Linked DNA regions of Homo sapiens: region 2 is linked to region 1. A link is a contact called in ENCODE Hi-C or POLR2A ChIA-PET data. All regions are on one chromosome and are shown on one strand. Each heading gives the region's core, a stretch centred on a gene start or an enhancer-like site at or near the end of the contact. The rest is flanking DNA. Distances are from core to core; before and after follow the strand shown. Region 1 has its middle 110 kb from the start of BTC. Region 2 overlaps RCHY1 (ring finger and CHY zinc finger domain containing 1).

Region 1 (6,689 bases), core at 1,981-4,480:
TAAGTAATGGAAAACTAAGGATGTTTTGCCAGTAAATCTACCTGAAAAGGGTGGCTAAAGAAGGGTTTCTAAACAGAAAGTAAACTATAAAAGAAGAGTCTATTTTGGCATATGTTACATGGGAATTGAAAAAAAATATGTATTCTGCTGTTGTTGGGTGAATGTTCTACACATGTCTATTAGATCCTGTTGTTTGATGGCATTGTTGAATTTTTATATTCTTAATGATTTTCTGGCTAGTTGTTCTATTAATATGGACAAAAAATTAAAAATGCACTACCATTTAATAATCACTCAGAAGGATGCAATAGTTCTGTGTAAATCTAATAAAGATGTTCACAGAACTTGTATACTGGAAATTACAAAATGCTGATAAAATAAGTCAGAGAAGATGTAAATCAACGGAGAAACAACAGATTCATGGATTGGAAGACTCAGTTAGTAAAGATGTCAGTTCTCCCAAAATTGATGTACAGGTTTAGTGCAACTTCCATCAAAATTTCAGCAAGATTTAGATTTACATATATGTGTGTGTGTGTGTGTGTAGACAATTACCCTAAAATTTATGTAGAAGAGGAGGAATAAAATAAGTCATTCTACTTTATTTAAATATGTATTACAGAGCTGCAATATCAAAACTGTGGAGTATTGGCAAGGAATACACAAAAAGATCAACAGAGCAAAATAGAAAACAGAAAAATCCCACGCAATATGCCCAACTGATTTTCCTTCTTTTTATTATTGTAAAATATACAAAACATAAAATTTACCTCTTAGTCATTTTTAAGTGCACATTTCAGTGGCGTAATGTGTAACCATTGCCACCATGCAGCCACAGACCTCTTATTCTGCAAAACTGAAATTCTGTACCCATTTAACAATAACGCCAAGCTTTACCCAACCCCCAGCCTCTGGCAACCAAAATTCTATTTTATGTCTCTATAAATTTGACTACTCTGGGTACCTCATATAAGTAGAATCATATAGTATTTGTCCTTTTGTGACTGGCATATTTTACTTAGCATAATGTTCTCAAGGTTCATCCATGTTATAGCATGTATCAGAATTTTATTCATTTTTAAGGCTGAATAATATTCTATTGTAAATACCATGTTAAGTTTATTCATTTATCTATTAATAGATTTTTTTCCCACCTTTTGACTATTGCAAATAATGCTGCTTTGAATATGCATTATTAACTGAGTTCTTGCTTTAAGGTCGTTCAGATATATGCCCATAAGTGGAATTGATAAATCATACGACAATTCTATTTTTAATTTTTTGAGGAGCTGCCATACTGCTTTCCAAAGCAGCTGACTATTTTACTTTATCACCAACAGTATACAAGGGTTCCAATTCCGCCACATCCTCTCCAACACTCATTTTTGTTTTCTTTTCTTTTAAAAAAATCTAGCCATTCTAATAGGTGTGAAGTAGTATATCATTGTAGCATTGCTTTGCATTTTCCTAATGATTATTGATGCTGAGCTTTTTATGTATTCGCTGGCCATTTTTATATCTTCTTTGGAGAAATATCTTACAAATCCTTGCCCATTTTTAAAATTTGAGTTGTTTGCTTTTTGTTGCTGACTTTTAGGAGTCATTTATATATTCTGCATATTAACCCCTTATCAGATATGTGATTTGCAAATGTTTTTGACTATTTCATGGGTTTCCTTTTTATTCTGTTGGTGTGTCCTTGTCCAACATATTTTTGACAAAGATGCAAAAGCAATTCAATGGAGAAAGAAGAAAGAATAGCCTTTTCAACAAAAAAGTGAATCTCAACCTGTCTCACACTTTATACAAAAAATAACTAAAAATGTATCACAGGCATAAATGTAACACCTAAAAATAAAAGTTTTAGAAAAAAACAAGAGAAAATTTTTTAGATCTAGGCCCAGGCAAAGAGTTGTTAGACTTGATACCAAAAGCATAATCTGTCAAAGGAAAAAGTGACATAGTGGATTTCATCAAATTGTAAAACTTTTGTTTTGTTAAAGATCCCATTAAGAGGATGAAAGACAAACTACAGAGTAGGAGAAAATATTTGCAAACCATATATCTGACAAAGGATTAGTAGCCAAGCAACTTTCAAAACTCAACAGTTAAAGAAAAACAACAAACAATCGAATTTGAAAATTAGCCAAAGACATAAAGAGACATTTTACTGAAGGATATATATATAGATGACAAATAATCACATGTTCAAGTGAGGCAGAGCTAGAGGGCCAAATAAAACACTCCAGTTTTTTGAGAAATTCTTTTTTGACAGCAGTGAGAGAAATGGCACCATACCCATTCACAGGAACACCAAACTGAACAACTATCCACACAAAAAACCACCTTCATAAGAACCAGAAATCAGGTAAGGCATCACAGTACCTGGTTTTAACATCATATTAAAGAGAGAGGCACTGAATAGGGCAAGAAAGACAGTCTTGAATCACCTACAGCACCTCTCCCGCACCTCCTGGCAGCAGTTGCATGACACAGAGAGAGAATATGGTGCTTGCTGGAGGGAAGGCGCAGTGATATTGGGACTTTGCATTGGAACTCAGTGTTGCCTTGTCATAGTAGAAAACAGCACATGTCAGAATTCAGTTGGTAACCACAGGGGCACATTTAGACCAGCCCTAGCCAGAGGCAAATTGTCCATCCCAGTTGTCAGAACCTGAGTTATGGCAAGTCCCACCATCATGGGCTAAAGTGCTCTGGAGTTCTTAATAAACTAGAAAGTCAGTCTAGGTCACAAAGACTGCAATTCCTGGCAAGTTCTGGTGCTGTGCTAGGCTCAGAACCAGTGAACTTGGAGTGCACATGAGATACAAGCCTGGGTGGCCAAGTAGTCCTTGTGTCACCCCTCCCTCAACCCCAGGCAATATAGCTTGCAGCTCCAGAAGAGACTTCCTCCTTCTGCTTGAGGAGAGGAGAGGTGAGAATAGAAGGACTCTGTTTTGCAACTTGGATGCCAGCTCAGCTACAGTGTAATAGGGCACCAGGAAGAGTCCTGAGGCTCCACTTCCAGGACCCACCTCCCAGAAAACATTTCTGGGCACACTCTGGGCCAGAAGAGAACCTGCTGCCTTGACAGAAAGGACCCAGTCCTGGTAGGATTCATGGTCTGCTGACTCACGAGCCCTTCAGCCCTGAATAATCAGCAGTGGTAGTCAGGCAGTACTTGCCAGGGGCCTTCGATAAGACTCAGAACTGTGCTGGCTTCAGGTATGACTCAGCACATTCCCAGTTGTGGTGGCTACAGTGAGAGAGTCCTGCTTGAGGAAAGGGGAGGGAAGAGTGGAAAGGGCTTGGCCTTGTGGCTTGGTTGCCAGGTCAGCCACAGTAAAATAGTGCACCAAGGAGATTCCTGACTCTAGGCCTTGGCTCCCAGAAGACATCTCTAGACCTCACCTGGAGCCACAGGCAACTCACTGCTCTGAAGAGAAGGGCACCAACCTGGTTGGATTCACTACCTGCTGATTGTAGAACCCTTGGGGTTTGAGTGAACATAGGCAGTAGCTAGGCAGTTGTCACTGCAGGCCTTGCACATCACTGCAGAGCCACTGCATTATTGGGTTTGGGGTGCACCCTAATGCATATAAATCTGCAGTGACCAAAGACTTAAGTCATAACACCTAAGTCCCTTCAAATACTTGGAAAACCTTCCTAGGATAAATTGGTACAAACAAGCTCAGACTGTGAAGACTACAATAAATACTTGACTCTATGAACATCCAGACACTAATGAACATCCACAGGCATCAAGACCATCCAGGAAAACACGACCTCACCAAATGAATTAAGGTACTCACCAGATACTAATCCTGGAGAGGCAGAGATATGTGACCTTTCAGAAAGAGAATTCAAAATAGTTATTTGAGGAAGCTCAATGAAATTAAATATAACACAGAGAAGGAACTCAGCATTCTATCATATAAATTTAACAAAGAGATAGAAATAACTTAAAAGAATCAAGCAGAAATACTGGAGCTGAAAAATGCAATTGACATAGTAAATAATGGATCAGAATCTTTTAATAGCAGAATCGATCAAGCAGAAGACAGAATTGGTCAGTTTGAAGACAGGCTACTTGAAAATTCAGACTCAGAAGAGACAAAAGAAAAAAGAAGAGAAAATAATGAAGGATGCCTATATGATCTAGAAAATAGCCTTAAAAGGGCAAATTGTAGTGTATTGGCCTTAAAAGAGGATCTTAAACAAGAGATCAGAGTAGAAAGTTTATTCAAAGAGATAATAACAAAGAACTTCTCAAACCTAGAGAAAGATACCAATATTCAAGTACAAGAGGATTATAGAACACCAAGCAGATTTAATCCAAATAAGACTACTTCAAGACATTTAATAATAAAACTCACAAAGGTCAATGATAAAGAAATGATTCTAAAAGCATCAAGAGAAAATTAAAAAAATTAACACACAAGGGAGCTCTAATATGTCTGGCAGTAGACTTCTCCATTGAAATCTTACAGGCCTGGAGAGACTGGCATGCCATATTTAAAGTGTTGAGGCAAAAACGTTTGCCCTAGAATAGTGTATCCAATGAAAATATCCTTCAAATCTGAAGGAAAAATAAAGACTCTCCCAGACAAATAAAAGCTGAGGGATTTTATTAACACCAGACCTGTCCTATGAGAAATGCTAACGAGTGTTCTTTAATCTGAAAGAAAGGGCATTAATGAGCAATAAGAACTCATCTGAAAGTACAGAACTCACTGGTAATATTAAACACACAGTAAAACACTAAGTAATATTACTAATTACTAAACATTACTAATATTAAAACATTATGATTGTGAAGTACAAACAATTCATATCTTTAGTAGAAACACTAAATTGAACTGATCGGAAATAATAACTACAACTTTTCAAGACATAGACAGACATAATATAACAAAACATAAGTAGAAACAACAAAAAGTTAAAAAGCTGGGTGATGAAGCTAAATTTTAGAGCTTTTTTACTTGTCTCTTTGCTTATTAGTTTGTTTACACAATCAATGTTGCCATTAGTTTAAAATACCAAGATATAAAATATTATTTGCAAGCCTAATGGTAACCACAAATCAAAAAGCATGCAACAGATACACAAAATGTAAAAAGCAAGAAATTGGAACATACCACCAGAGAAAATCACCTTCACTGAAAGAAATTCAGGAAGAAAGAAAAGAAACAAAACAGACAGAAAACAAATAACAAGATGGCAGGAGTAAGTCTTTACTTATTAATAATAACACGGAATATAAATTGACTAAACTTTCCAAAGAAAGACATAGAGTAGCTGAATAGATTTAAAAAAGGAAGACCCAACTATTGGTTGCTTACAAGAAAGACATTTCAACTATAAAGACAGACACAGATTAAAAAGAAAGGGAAGGAAAAAGATATTCCATGCAAATGGAAACCAAAAAGAGCAAAAGTAGCTATACTTATATTGGACAAAATGATTTCAAAACAAAAAATAAAAACTATATAGAGACAAAGAAGGTCATTATATAATGATAAAGGAATCAATTCAGAAAGAGAATATAACAATTGTAAATGTATGTGCACCAAACACTGGAGCACCCAGATATATAAAGCAAATATTATTAGAGCTAAAGAGAGAGATAAACCCCAATACAGTAATAGCTGGAGACTCCAAAACCTCACTTTCAGCATTGGACAGATCATCCAGACTGAAAACCAACAAAGAAATATCAGGCTTACTCTGCACTCTAGACAAATGGACCTAATAGATATTTACAGAACATTTCATTCACAAGCTGCAGAATACACTTTCTTTTCCCCAACACATGGGGAAACAAGTCTTAAAACATTCAAAAAATTAAAATCATATTAAGTATCTTCTCTGACAAGAATAAAATAAATGTAGAAATTAATAACAACAGAAACTTTGGAAACTATAAAAACTTATGGAAATTAAACAATAGGCTCTTGAATGACCAGTGGATCAACGAAGGAATTAAGAAGGAGATTGAAAAATTTATTGAAACAAACATTAATGGAAACAAAGCATTACAAAATCTGTGGGATACAGTGAAAGCAGTACTAACAGGAAAGTCTATAGCAATAACTGCCTACTTTAAAAAAGTAGAAAAACTTCAAATAAACAACATAACAATGCATCTTAAAGAACTAGAAAAGCAAGAGCAAAATAAGCCCAAACTTAGTAGAATAAAATAAATAATAATGATCAGAGCAGAAATACATGAAATAAAAATGAAGAAAAATACCAAATCTTACCAAAAGGTTGTTTTTTGAAAAGATAAACAAAATTGACAAACCTTTAGCCAAACTAACTAAGAAAAAAAGACAGAAGACCCAAATACATAAAATCAGAGATGAAAAAGGAGATATTACAACCAATACCACAGAAATTCAAACGATCATTAGTGGCTACTATGAGAAACTATATGCTAATAAGTTGGAAAACCTAGAGGAAATTAATAAATTCTCAGACACATATTACCTTCCAAGACTGAACCATGAAGAAATCCAAAACCTAAACAGACCAATAACAAGTAATGAGATTGAAGCTATAATAAAACGTCTCCCAGCAAAGAAAAACCCAAGACCTGATGCCTTCACTGCTGAATTTTTCCCAACATTTAAAGAAGAATTAATACCAATCCTGCCAAAACTGTTCTGGAAAATAGAGGAGGAGGGAAT
Region 2 (6,004 bases), core at 1,971-4,470, 810 kb before region 1:
TTCTCCTGTGCACGTCTTCTTTTCTTTCTTTCAAAATAGCTGCTTTTAAGATTTTTTTTCTTTGTCTCTGGTTTTGATAATTAGATTATGACATTCCATTGTATAGTTTTCTTCATGTTGCTTGTGCTTAGGGTTTGTTGAGCTTTTTGAATCCATTGGTTTATAGTTTTTTTCATTAATTTCAGGAAAGTTTTGGCTATTACTATTTCAGATGTTTTTTCGGTCCTCCTCCTTCCCCTGCTTCCTACCTTAGGGATCTCCAATTGCATGTGTTAAAAGAAAAACTTAAGACAAATTAAACTTAACAGAGTTTAAATTAAACTTAACAGAGTTTAAATTAAACTTAACAGAGTTTAATTGAGCAAAGAACGATTTGCAAGGTGGGTAGCTCCAAAATGATAATAGGTTCAGACCAACCTTGGCTCTGCCATGTGGTCAGAGAGGATTTATGGACAGACAAAGGAAAGTGACAGAAAATGAGTAAGGTATGGAAACAGCTGGATTGGTTACAGCTCAGCATTTGCCTTATTTAAACACAGTTTGAACCGAGGACTGCCTGTGATTGGATGAAACTTGGTGATTGATTGGTACTAGAGTAGGTTACTGTAGGTAAACACATCCAGTTAGGTTACAGTTAACTATGTACAGCAAAGCCTTTTAGGACGATCTTAAAATATGTAGGAGGCAGCGTTAGGCTCAACTGAACACATGTATGTTAGGTTGCTTGAAGTTGTCTCACAGCTTACTCATGCTCTGTCGTTTTAAAAAAATTCCCTTTTCTTCCTATTTCATTTCGGATAGTTTCTGTTACTGTGCCTTCAAGTTGACTAACCTTTTTGTTAGCAATATCAAACTTGCCATTAGTTTCATCAGTGTATTTTTAAATCTCAGACATTGTAGTTTTTATGTCTAGAAGTTTGATCTGGGTCTTTAAACATATTTTTCATATTTAATACTTTTTTAATGTAATGGTATACAGTTATAATAACTTTTAATGCCCTGTATTAATTCTAACATCTGTGTCTGTTCTGGGTTGATTGATTGATTATTCTTCTCATTTTAGGTTGTGTTTTTCTGCCTCTTTGTTGCCTGGTTATTGTGGGTTGGATATCAGATGTGATTTTTCTTTTTATCATGTTTAGTGCTGGGTATTTTTGTATTCCTATAAATCTTCTTGAGCTTTATTTTGGGATGCAGTTAAGTTACTTGGAAACAGTTTAGACTTTCTGGGATTTACTTTTCTAATTTGTTAGGTAGATCTACAGAAGGGCTTATCCCAGGGCTATTCTCCACTGTTGAGGCAATATCCTTCTGAATACTCCACCCGGAGCCTGCGAATTATGAGTTTCCCCAGTCTGTTTGATGGGATCAGGCACTGTTCCTAGCCATGTGTGAGTAGTACTGTTCTCATTCTTTAGAAGGTTGTTTCCCTGGCTTTGGGTAGTTTTCTTACATCCATGTGCTGATGGGTATCCTACTAAATATTTCAGAGGTTTCTCTGTGCAGCTCTCTCCTATCTGATGCTCTGTCCTATGAATCTGTCTTGGTTTCTCTAGACTGTCTCAGCTCATCATTTCAATCATGATGTCTTCCTAGCTCACCCTTAGTTCTTCTAACCTGTCCTGGCCTCAAAACTCTCTAGGCAATAAATGAGCAATTTTAGGGCTCACTTACTTTGTTTCTTATCTCTCACAGATCACTCTGTGTTGTTGCCTGATGTTCAGTGAAACTGCTGTTTCATATATTCTGTCTTTTGTCATTATTTTTTCAGATGGGAGGGTAGGTCTGATCTCCGTTATTCTATCTTTGGCAGTAGTGGAAACGTCCCTGCAGAATTTTACTTATGGAGTTTGACAGCCTATTCTAAAGTTCATTTGTAAGAGAAAATTCACAATAGCTGAGTAAATTTTGAAGGAAGGACAACGAAGAGTGGATTGCCGTTCCACATATCAAAACATGATAAAGCTATAGTAATTCAAATAGTTTGCTGTTTGTGCAGGAATAGACGAATAGATAAATATGTGTGTGTGTATATACACAGACAAATATTTATACATATGAATTTATGGCAAAAGTGACATTTCAAATCAGGAAAGGGTAGTATTAAGATAATTGATTATCCATTCGGAAACCAAAAATTGACTCTTCAAACTGTATTCATTAGAGTATGGATTTAGCATCTTGTGACAGAAACCCAAAGTAATGGTGGTTCAAGAAAGGCAGAAGTTCATTTCTCATGGAAATAAATCTGAGTTGTGTAGCTAAACAGGAACTCAGGCTCTTCTTGTTTTTTGCCTTGTCACCCATAAGATATTTTCTTGTCTCTGTAGTCTAAAATGCCTCATATTCTGGTCTGTAGAAAGGCTAGTTAGGTGAAGGGAAGGCATATTTTTCCTCTTGAGGGTACAATGCAGAATTTTCATGTATCTCTTCTGTTCCCAACGTCCAGGTATGTTGGAAAATAGTCTTTATTCAGGACAGTTCTGAATAGCTCAGTGCCTAGCTAAATACCCTATCATTGTAGAAGAAGTGGAGAATAGAAATTTAGGGACAAGTAGCAATCTAACCTTTGCCATATATAGCAAATTTCAAATGGATTAAAGAAAAATATAAAAATGAAAAGCTGTAAGTACTAGAAGTATACATAGGAGAGTCTGTTTATGATCTATAGGTTACAAAAGTTTCCTAAACAAGAGGCAGAAAGCATAAGCTATACAGGAAAATATTGATGACTTTTTACCACATAGTAATTAAAAATGGCTATATGACAAAGTTAAGAGAAATCACAGACCAGAAAAGTAAATATAAAATATGCAAATAAAAAATTGATATTGGTGATATATAAATATAATACATGCGAATGAAAACATTGATATTCATTATATAAATAACTAATATTCATGATATATTTTTTACCAGTAAATTGGTTAAAAACAAATACTTCAGTAGAAAAATGGACAGAACATATGAACAGACAATCCACAGAGAAATCCAAGTAGTTCATTAATGTACAGTCCCTGTCTCATTATTTGTGAAATGCAAATTAAAATGACATCTTTTGTTTGTCTATAATACAAGTAACCATGTTACCCAAAGTGTGGGGAACATGGTTACTCTCATGCAGTGTTGGTGGAAGTATAAATTGGTACTGTCTATTTGGAGGTCAGTTTGGCAGTATCACAATTAATGTTGCAACATCTTCTGACTCAGTAGTTTCACTTCTAGGAATCTCGTAAAAAATAATCAACATGTGAACTAAGTGATGTCTGGACAAGGATGTTTACTGTATCATTGTAGCAACTAAAGATCATAAATTATGATCTTTCTGAGGGAATATTTAAAAAAATTAGTATACATCCATGCCATTAATGTAGCTATTAAGAAGAATGAAGTGGTTCTGTGTAGACAGACATAAAATCCTCAGAATATATCAAGTGAAAAAAAGTTGCAGAATGGCATCTGTAGAAAGAATCCATTAATGTAAGAAATCAAACCCGAAATGTGTGTGTGTGTCTGTGTTTCTCTCTTTTTGCAATTTTATAGAAAAAGAAAAAAAAGCCCTAGAAGGGTAGATACCACTCTGTGTATAGTGCTTACATTTGGAGAGGGATGTTGGGGAGATAGGGATTTATCCCATATTCTCCATTGTGGCTGGAAATTTTTTTTACAGAGACTAAACTTGTGTTTTACATAATGAACAAATCATGACTGTAGTAAAAAATAATCTAATCTTTTGGCTTTCATGTGTTTTGCTAGGATTGGTCCAAAGGAAGATTTTTTCCATTGTTTGAAATGTAACTTATGCCTAGCTATGAATCTTCAAGGAAGACACAAGGTATATAATTTAGTTTGTATAATTTTAAAAATATTACAGTGTTTTTGCAATAAGCTTAACTTCTAATATGTTTTGGAAGCATGCTAATTTTCATGTATTTCCAAGTGCAACTATATTGCTTTTTTGAAAAGCAGTATTAACAAGTAGATATTTTAAAATATGTACCTCAGAATATCTGACCTACAGTTCCTTTTCTTCTCTGTAGTGTAAGAATGCTTATATCACTTACTAGCATAATGTTGGCAACTTCCAAGTTAGTTTATGGATTCTTACCATTGGTACTGCTTTTAAGAATAACTTTAAAACAGGAGAAATACTGAATGGTGTAACCTAATTAGCACAACATTCTAAGAAAATTCAGAAAATATTTTACTATTTCTTTTTATAATTAAGACATACATATTTTAAATCTGGATGTAGGAATTATGTCACAATCCCAGGCCCTTTTTCATTATTTAAAAAAAAATCTAATAAAGTATTACATTATAGTACTGATTCTATCTACTGTAAGAATTTAATTAAGAGAATGGAGGATTGGTGTAAAGTGAAGTGTAAATCGTACTTGTTCAAGTATAGGAAATTCCAGATAAGGCAGAACAGTATAAGTAGCAACATTGTAGCTGTTGAGAGAGAGAGAGACAGATAGACATTAATTGGAAAGAGACTGTTTGAAATCATTTACTTAGCAGTATAGTAGGTTCGATAGAATATAAGAATAAGAAGTTATTGCAGAAATATAATATTAGCTAGAACTTGGCCTAAATAGTAAAGTGGTGAGGAAAATTGAGATGAATAATGAACATATATGATGTGGTAATGGTATTAAGGAAAAAGAATGAGGCAGAGTAAAGATGACTCTGAAGATTTTCAGCCCCAGCTTAAGGTACTTGATTAGTAGATTGTAAATTTTTTGAAGATAAAAGATTGAGTTTGGTTTTTAAACTTGAGTTTGGGGTGATGGCAAGCTATGCTAATGGAGATAGCCAGGAGTCAATAGTATCTTATAGATTACATTTCTATGATGTTCTGGTTTCCAAAGCATGTGTAGTGTGTGTGCACACACTAATTCATTGCATCCTCACCTCAGCATTTACATTCCATCAACTCAGAGATGCCACTGATGATCAGATATGTTGTAATTGTGGGGATGTTAAAATGTATGTGTGAGGTGCACTTTAGAATCAAATGAAATATGTATTAATTTTATTTTATAAATAAGAAACGTTAAGACTAAAGTGGTGGCTAGTCCAAAATCTCAAGGGCTGGTAAATAGCAGAGCTAGGATTACAGTCTAGATTTTTAAACTTACTATTAAGCTTATTATTTTGAGGGTTTTTCTCCCCACTATACTGTCATCTTTCAAAAACTTACATCTATTTTTTTGTTATGGTTTTTTTTGTTATGTTGTTTTTCAGTTATCTTTTATTGTCTATATTACTAAGTGGTCCTGCCATCTATTAAGTGCTTCCGTTAAAAACCTGGGAGTCTTCCATGGCACAGTGCTTTCCCTTACCTCCTTGGATTTAATCAGACATTACATCTTGTCAAATTAAGAACTCTGGCTCTGAAGTTAGCCTGCTGGAGCTCCAGTTTAATTCTGCCTCTTATTAATGTGTGACTTTGGAAGTTCCTTAGCTTCTCTAGGCCTCCACTGCTTTAACTGTAAAATGGTATAACAATCATAGCCTATTTCATCTAGGATTGTGAGATTTAATTGATCTTATACAGGTACTGTGCTGAACATGGCATGTAGTAAATTTCAATAATATGAACTATTATTACCAATATTATTAGTAAGTTGAGCTTACTAATTTAGGTCACTGGCTTTGGAGTAAAACATACATAATATGCAAAGGTTCCAAATCTTATTATCTTTGGATCTTGGGTAAGTGTCTTGAATTCCTAAGTCACTTTCCTTATTTGTGAAATGAAGGTAATCTCAATAATGTTTATTGACATTTTCATTGTATCAGATAATATGCCAAGCCTGAAATAGTGTGAGATTTAAATAACTATTAAAAAACTCTTCTTACATATAAAAAGCATATATTAATGTTAGCTATTATTTTTAGTAAGTTGGTTTTGTTAATTTTTATTATTAATATTTTTATACCTGACATTTTAATCTAGTTAAGCTTTTGTTAATGTGAATTTCTCTTTTAAACAGTG

Evidence for each region. A loop is a pair of places that touch in the nucleus more often than their neighbours do. ChIA-PET counts read pairs that join two places held with the same protein, here RNA polymerase II (POLR2A). Pooled maps may share reads with other maps.
Region 2: a pooled map shows a loop between it and region 1 (3-fold over the local background). The contact joins two enhancer-like sites. A Hi-C loop is called at or near these places in 1 of 168 maps with a recorded cell type or tissue (mammary epithelial cell) and 3 of 50 pooled maps. POLR2A ChIA-PET finds 5 or more read pairs at or near these places in 1 of 52 experiments (OCI-LY7).

What each region holds. Positions count from the first base shown.
Region 1 is chr4:74,679,437-74,686,125 of GRCh38, reverse strand. No RefSeq gene overlaps it. Among named protein-coding and RNA genes, the nearest start is that of BTC, 110 kb to the left of the region's middle. Within about 2 kb of position 3,230, at least 5 of the 41 ENCODE cell types and tissues checked have a DNase peak (open chromatin) inside an H3K27ac peak, as active enhancers do.
Region 2 is chr4:75,491,932-75,497,935 of GRCh38, reverse strand. RCHY1 (ring finger and CHY zinc finger domain containing 1) reads left to right here. Exons shown (of 9, transcript NM_015436.4): 4 at 3,757-3,835; 5 at 6,003-6,004. Among named protein-coding and RNA genes, the nearest start is that of RCHY1, 19 kb to the left of the region's middle. Within about 2 kb of position 3,220, at least 2 of the 41 ENCODE cell types and tissues checked have a DNase peak (open chromatin) inside an H3K27ac peak, as active enhancers do.